Linked DNA regions of Homo sapiens: region 2 is linked to region 1. Evidence: read pairs that join two places in POLR2A ChIA-PET (ENCODE). Cell type or tissue: K562. All regions are shown on one strand. Links, peaks and the distances in the headings refer to the core of each region. The heading gives the core; the rest is flanking DNA. Region 1 overlaps GDPD5 (glycerophosphodiester phosphodiesterase domain containing 5). Region 2 overlaps ARRB1 (arrestin beta 1).

Region 1 (2,903 bases), core at 404-2,903:
ACACCCATCCCTGCTTTGCTCCCCGCAACACACAGCCTTTTCCTCATTCCCCTCAGAGGACCCCACAGTGGCTGAGCTTCCTGTTCTGGATATGCCTGGCCGAGAGACCCTGGCCTGACACTGTCCTTCTGGGTTTCAACATGAATTTCCAGGATGGGACCTAGAGCTTAGGGACCCACGTCTCCCTCCGTCTAGTGCCTTAGCCCCTCCTGGGTCAGGCAGCTTCACCAATCAGCTTCTAGGAGGAGATGCTGTCCCTGGCTATGGGACATTCCTTGAGTCATTCCTGTGTCCGCCCAGTTGACCAACATCCACATACACTGGTTGCTGATGCTGTCTGCAGCAGGAGTTGGGCCTTCTCACATGGAGCCCCAGGGTGCTGGGGAGGCCACCCCATGGTGATTCAGTGGCTGGCACAGACACGCTGGGTCTGCTCAGACACAGCCAGGGCAGTGTCATTGTCTCCTGGGGATCAGGAGAGGCCTGGTGGAGGAAGGTACCCTGGGGGACAAGGCCGGGGGAGGATACTCTTTCCCTGTGGGCCTTATTCTTCCATTCATTCACTCAACAAGTACAGGTCAGGCTCCCGGGACACGGCAGGCACTGATGGTACTGGGGCACAGCGATGAACAGAGAGAGATTTGCTCACTGCCCTCAATGATTCATAGGGCAGCCAGCCTCGCCAGGGTGTCCGTGCCACCCCCCGCCTCCTGCTTTCCCCTTGTCTGCCTGCTCTGTTCATCCATCCATCCGCCTGTCCATCTGTCTGTCCACTTCTGCTGCGCTGACCCCATCTAGTAACTCACAGTTGGTTTCTTGTGGAGTCTTGGCTCTCTCCATCCCCCAAGCAGGGTTCAGTCCCTGAGGCAGTTGGGTTCTTGTTCCCAAGTTGATCACCCCCTCCTCCTGGTGGGGACAGGGGTGAGAGTCCAGTGATCCTTCTGCCTAGATCCCAGGAAAGGTCTAAGTTCAGAGGCCAGGGACTGGGGCTAGTTCAGAGGAATGACAATAGTGAAGACAGTGGCCTGGGCTGGGCACAGAAACCTGAGTCCTTTCCACTTAGTGCCTGGTCCCTTCATGCCCTGTGCATGCTCCACCTCCCAGCCCACTCTTGAGTAATTTTACCCCCACCTTGCACCTGTCTCAGCCATCAGAGGGATTCATGCTCTGACCTCCCTCCGCATTAGGACTGCCAGGACAGAGCAGCAGTTGGCCCCACTCCAAGTCACTCTAACCCCCTTGCCTTGGGAACCTGTGCAGACCAGCTCTGGGCAAAGCCCCCTACCACCTGGCCCCACCCCCCTGCTTTCCTTCCCTCCCTCTCAAGGGGTCTCCCCAATGGCTTCACTTAGTCTGGTCATGATGGTGGAGCTATAAGAGACATCAGCTGGGACTCCCTGAGATTGGTGTGTGCCCCAGCTTAGGTCAACAGAGTCGTGCCTACTAAGCTCCTCCTGCTCCCAAATCTGTCCCATTCAAAGAGAGCCAGGTGCATTACTGGGGACACCTGAGACAGAACTAACCAACCCTAGTCCTGGGCCAGGGCTGCTGACTGGCGGCTCTGGAGGTAAGAGGGAGGCCAGGGAGCCCTGGCCGAGAGTCAGTAGGCTCTGATTCAAGCCCCAACTCTGCCCTCTCTGGGCCTATTTCCCCATTGTACAGTGGGACAAGAGTCCTGCTGGTCTCTTGGGCCACATCCAGAGAGGCTCTGGAAGTAGGCAGGGTCTCTGCTCCAAGGGAGGGCTGAGGAGAGACCTGATGCCCACGGGGCCATCTCTGCAGGTGGCGCCTGGGTGGCATACGGAGCTACAACCCTGAGCAGATCATGCTGAGTGCTGCGGTGCGCCGGACCAGCCGGGACGTCAGCATCATGAAGGAGAAGCTTATTTTCTCAGGTACACAGCCCTGCAGACAGGTGGAGGCAGGCCCTGGGCCCAGCTTTCTGCACCCCCACATGCAAACAGATGTGTATGCACACACATTCACATGTGGCACATATGGGTAGGGACAAGGGCACAGACGTACATAAACCCACCGGGATTATACCCACAGACATACAAAGGCATAAGTACACGTGTGAAAACACACACCCCCACACACACAGTCATCCACCCTGTCATCCACCATGGCTTGGTGTCAGTGCCATGGTTGGTGGGCAGGGGTGGGGTAGGGAGAGGAGTCTGTTTTGAAGGCCCATCCCCCTTTGCCTGGTTCGTACTTGGATCCTACAATGTTGGCCTCACCCTTGCTCTTTGCCAGTCCCTGTCAACATTCCCAGTCTGATGGAAGCAGCAGCTACGTATATAAACAGTGGCAGGGAAAGTCGAGTTCCTGCGATGGGAGTGCCGGGCGGGGGGCGGGAGGACGTGGTCAGAGCTGCCTGGGCAGTGAGGAAGGCTTTGGGCGCCTGATACACTGAGATGGGGAGGATGCAGAGGAGGTGCTTTGGTAATGGCTTCAAGATGAGGGCCGAGTGAGCTGAGGGAAGGAAGGGCATTCCAGGTGGGCACGGCATGTGTGCAGAGGTGGCAAGGGAGCACCGCTTGCCTGGGCACCAAGAATGAAGTGTCCCTCTATATGGCCGAACTCCACTCAGCAGAGCTTTCTTGAGCCTCTGCTCTGTGTCCAGCACTCTACCAGGCCCTGGGGACATAGATGCCCAGAACCCACCCTGGTCCTTGAGGTATTTTGGGGGCCCAGGCAGCAACCATACAGAATATGGCCAGGGCAGAAGGAAGCAGGGTCTGGAGTTGCCATGAGGAGGCCCTAACTCGGCCCAGGGCTCCGATGAGGTTCCCAGGAGGCTGAGTGACAGATGAGAAGACTTGAGCCAGACTGTAGGAAAAGGAGGTGTTGTTGGGGCAGTCACTCCTAAGAGAGGGGCTGACACATGCAAAGGCCCT
Region 2 (2,903 bases), core at 128-2,627, 170 kb after region 1:
TCTTCCCAGCCCGTGGGAACCCAGAGAGCCTTCTCAGGAAAGAGGAGGCTTCCATTTCTTTTTGGGACCAGAGGAAGTCTCCTCGTCCAGCTCCCAGGCAGACCGAGGCTCCGAGTGGCAGAACTGGGGCTGGAGGGCATCTTTTGGATCTACCTCCTCTGACGGCAAAACCCTCTGCAGTCCTCGGACTGACAGGGCATCGACATCAAGTCTCACAGCCTGTGAGTCCGCTCAAGGCTCACTGGGTCTGGGTCTCTGTTTCAGCGACGTGGCCGTGGAACTGCCCTTCACCCTAATGCACCCCAAGCCCAAAGAGGAACCCCCGCATCGGGAAGGTGAGCAGAATCTGTAGGTCTCTGGGGTAGGGGTTCTCTAGCAGCTGCCACGTGACCCTGTAACCCACCCCGCCCCGGGTTCGCCCTCAGCCCAGTCACCCTTTTCTCGGGTCCCCAGATCTTTTGTGGGGTCCAGAACTCGATTTGCTTCTGACCCCACCAGGAGACAGTGAGGCGTGGCTCCTGTTCCCCATGGGAGAGGGAGGCCAGGAGTGGAGAAGGGAACTCATTGGCCATGCTTTGAGCCTCTATCTTGCACCCAGGCATGGGCTGGATCCCGTTTGGAAGTAGGGGAAGGGGCTGCTTGGATAAGATGACCGTTGGACACGCTATTGTCATGTTTTTCTTCTTCTTTTTTTTTTTTTTTTTTTTTTTTTTGGTTTTGAGACACAGTCTCACTCTGTTGCCCAGGCTGGAGTGCAGTGACGTGATCTTAGCTCACTGCAACCTCCGCCTCCCAGGCTCAAGAGATTCTCCTGCCTCAGCCTCCCGAGTAGCTGAGATTACAGGCGGCTGCCGCCACACCTGGCTGATTTTTGTATTTTTAGTAGAGACGGGGTTTCACCATGTTGGCCAGGCTGGTCTCAAACTCCTGACCTCAGGTGATCTTCCCGCCTCAACCTCCCAAAGTGCTGGGATTACAGGCATGAGCTACCATGCCTGGCCTGGCCTGTTTTTCAAGTGATAGCAGATTGGTCATATTTCATTGAATCTGAGACTTTCAGTGGAGAGAGACAACATAATAGTAGGTACAATTAGGAAAAAACTTCCATGGTTAAACTGTGCAGTGCCATCGACGGTAAGACACACTCCAAATTTGGAGATGTTAAAATGTGAAGGAAAATATAAAAAAGATTGTCTTAGAATTGGTGAATGGCATGCATGCAAGGAATTAATGTAATTCATGTTGGAGACCTGTCAAAAGAAACAGAAGTTTAGAGGATTTTCTGTTCTTCTGGGGCTGCAGTGGGGATCCGGGGCCCTCCTGGTGCCATCCTCCCTGCCTTTCAGATGATTTGGGGTGTTTCAGTACCAGGAATGAGTCCTCCCCCATCTCCATTCCCCTTTATCCTTTGCCCTTCTCATGTTAGTCTGGTTGTCCCAGGGTGGGGGCCTGTGCTTACTCGCCCCGTGCTCATCCACTCACTAATCCCTGGACACCCTGCCCACCCACCCTGTGTTTAGTTCCAGAGAACGAGACGCCAGTAGATACCAATCTCATAGAACTTGACACAAAGTAAGCTGAACCCTGCCTGCAGACATCCGGGGGTGGGCCGCGGGTGGGCGGGGTGGAGGGGGTCATTTGCATATATGCTTATTAACTCCTGAGGAGCCGCTGGTCTAACCCCGTCTGCTGAGAGCCACCTCTGCTCGCCTCTTCAGCAACCCGCTTGCCTGCATGTGACTTGAAGGACCCTCCGTGCCTGTTCCTCTTCCTCCTGCCTTGGTGGGGTCTGTCTTCCTCCCTCGTCCTTGCACGTCCGTCCGTCAGTCCGTTCGTCCATCCACAGCGCCTGCTCGGCTCACACAGGGCTGGTCCATGGCCCTGGGCTCGGCTCTCCTGTCCTGCCCACGCCAACCAGTGGAATCAGGCTGTGGGGTGGGCAGGGGACTGGGGATCTTGTTGCTTCTGACTCCTGAGGACCAACCGATGTGGATTTCCCTGCAGTCAAAGGCCATCGAGTCACCGGACAGTGGCCAGAGGGGGAGGACCTGGGCCGACTGCGCGGACCGCCTCCAGGTCCAAGTGGCTTTCTTGCTCCAGCTCCAAAGCCAATCTTCCCTTGTCCCCCAGGAGAAATCTGGGGTGTGGGGGTCTCAGGTCACCCCATGAGGATGCCCCATGCACTGGCTGAACCCTGTTGGGCAGGGGACCCAGGTGGACACCTGCATGGTCCTAAATGGACATGTTTCATGGTAGAAGGGAACTCGCTGTTCTTAAAGGCAGTCTAGTCCTGAAACCCCACTCAAGCCTCCCCTTTCCTCACGAACAGGTCCTCTGCCCCCCTATTTAGATTCACATCCTCCTACCCCAGCCTTCTTCTGTCTGGGATCCCCCAAGGTAGAATCTGAGCTGACACTTCTGGGAGAAAGGTTCTTCATGGTCTTCTCTTTCATTAAGCCAAACTACTCCTTGCTGTCCAGAAACGGGAATGCTTCCTAAGGGTAGTTTTCTGGGTGGTGGGGTGGGGTTTGCCGGGCCTATTCTTGGGGGATTCAGAACATGCTGTGAAACTACTGGTGGCCTGGCCTCTCACAGTGGGAATAAGTCCTTCCTCTGGCTACAGAGCCACACTGCTCCCCCCACCTCCTAAAGAACCAGGTTACTTTTCTAGCCCTCAGGCACAAGAGTCAAATTCATGCCCCTCTCTGCCCCTTTCATGACTGGCCCGAGTCCTGATGTGACTGTCCCCACTGCCACAGGTGGCATCCACATGTGCCAGCCAGACAGGCCTTTCTGCTCATGGTCAGCCCCAGAGGCCAGAGACCTCAGAGAGGGTGGTTCTCCCCGGCCCCAGAGCCATACTCTGAGTCACATCTGGCCGGGCCTCTGGATAAGCCTACTCT

The links. Peaks named below come from ENCODE experiments on the same cell type or tissue, not always from the same donor. Only the 100,000 strongest peaks of a DNase experiment are listed, where the experiment ranks them.
Region 2: POLR2A ChIA-PET joins it to region 1 with 6 read pairs; 7 of 35 experiments call an interaction of 5 or more read pairs at or near these places.

Annotation. Positions count from the first base shown.
Region 1 is chr11:75,435,928-75,438,830 of GRCh38, reverse strand. GDPD5 (glycerophosphodiester phosphodiesterase domain containing 5) reads left to right here. Exons shown (of 17, transcript NM_030792.8): 16 at 1,783-1,895. Among named protein-coding and RNA genes, the nearest start is that of KLHL35, 4.2 kb to the right of the region's middle. In K562, for the core only: no CTCF peak of the experiment used is centred there; no DNase peak of the experiment used is centred there.
Region 2 is chr11:75,266,321-75,269,223 of GRCh38, reverse strand. ARRB1 (arrestin beta 1) reads left to right here. Exons shown (of 16, transcript NM_004041.5): 14 at 265-335; 15 at 1,521-1,572. Among named protein-coding and RNA genes, the nearest start is that of TPBGL, 27 kb to the right of the region's middle. RefSeq lists an enhancer at 2,540-2,903. In K562, for the core only: no CTCF peak of the experiment used is centred there; a DNase peak (open chromatin) is centred at 1,593.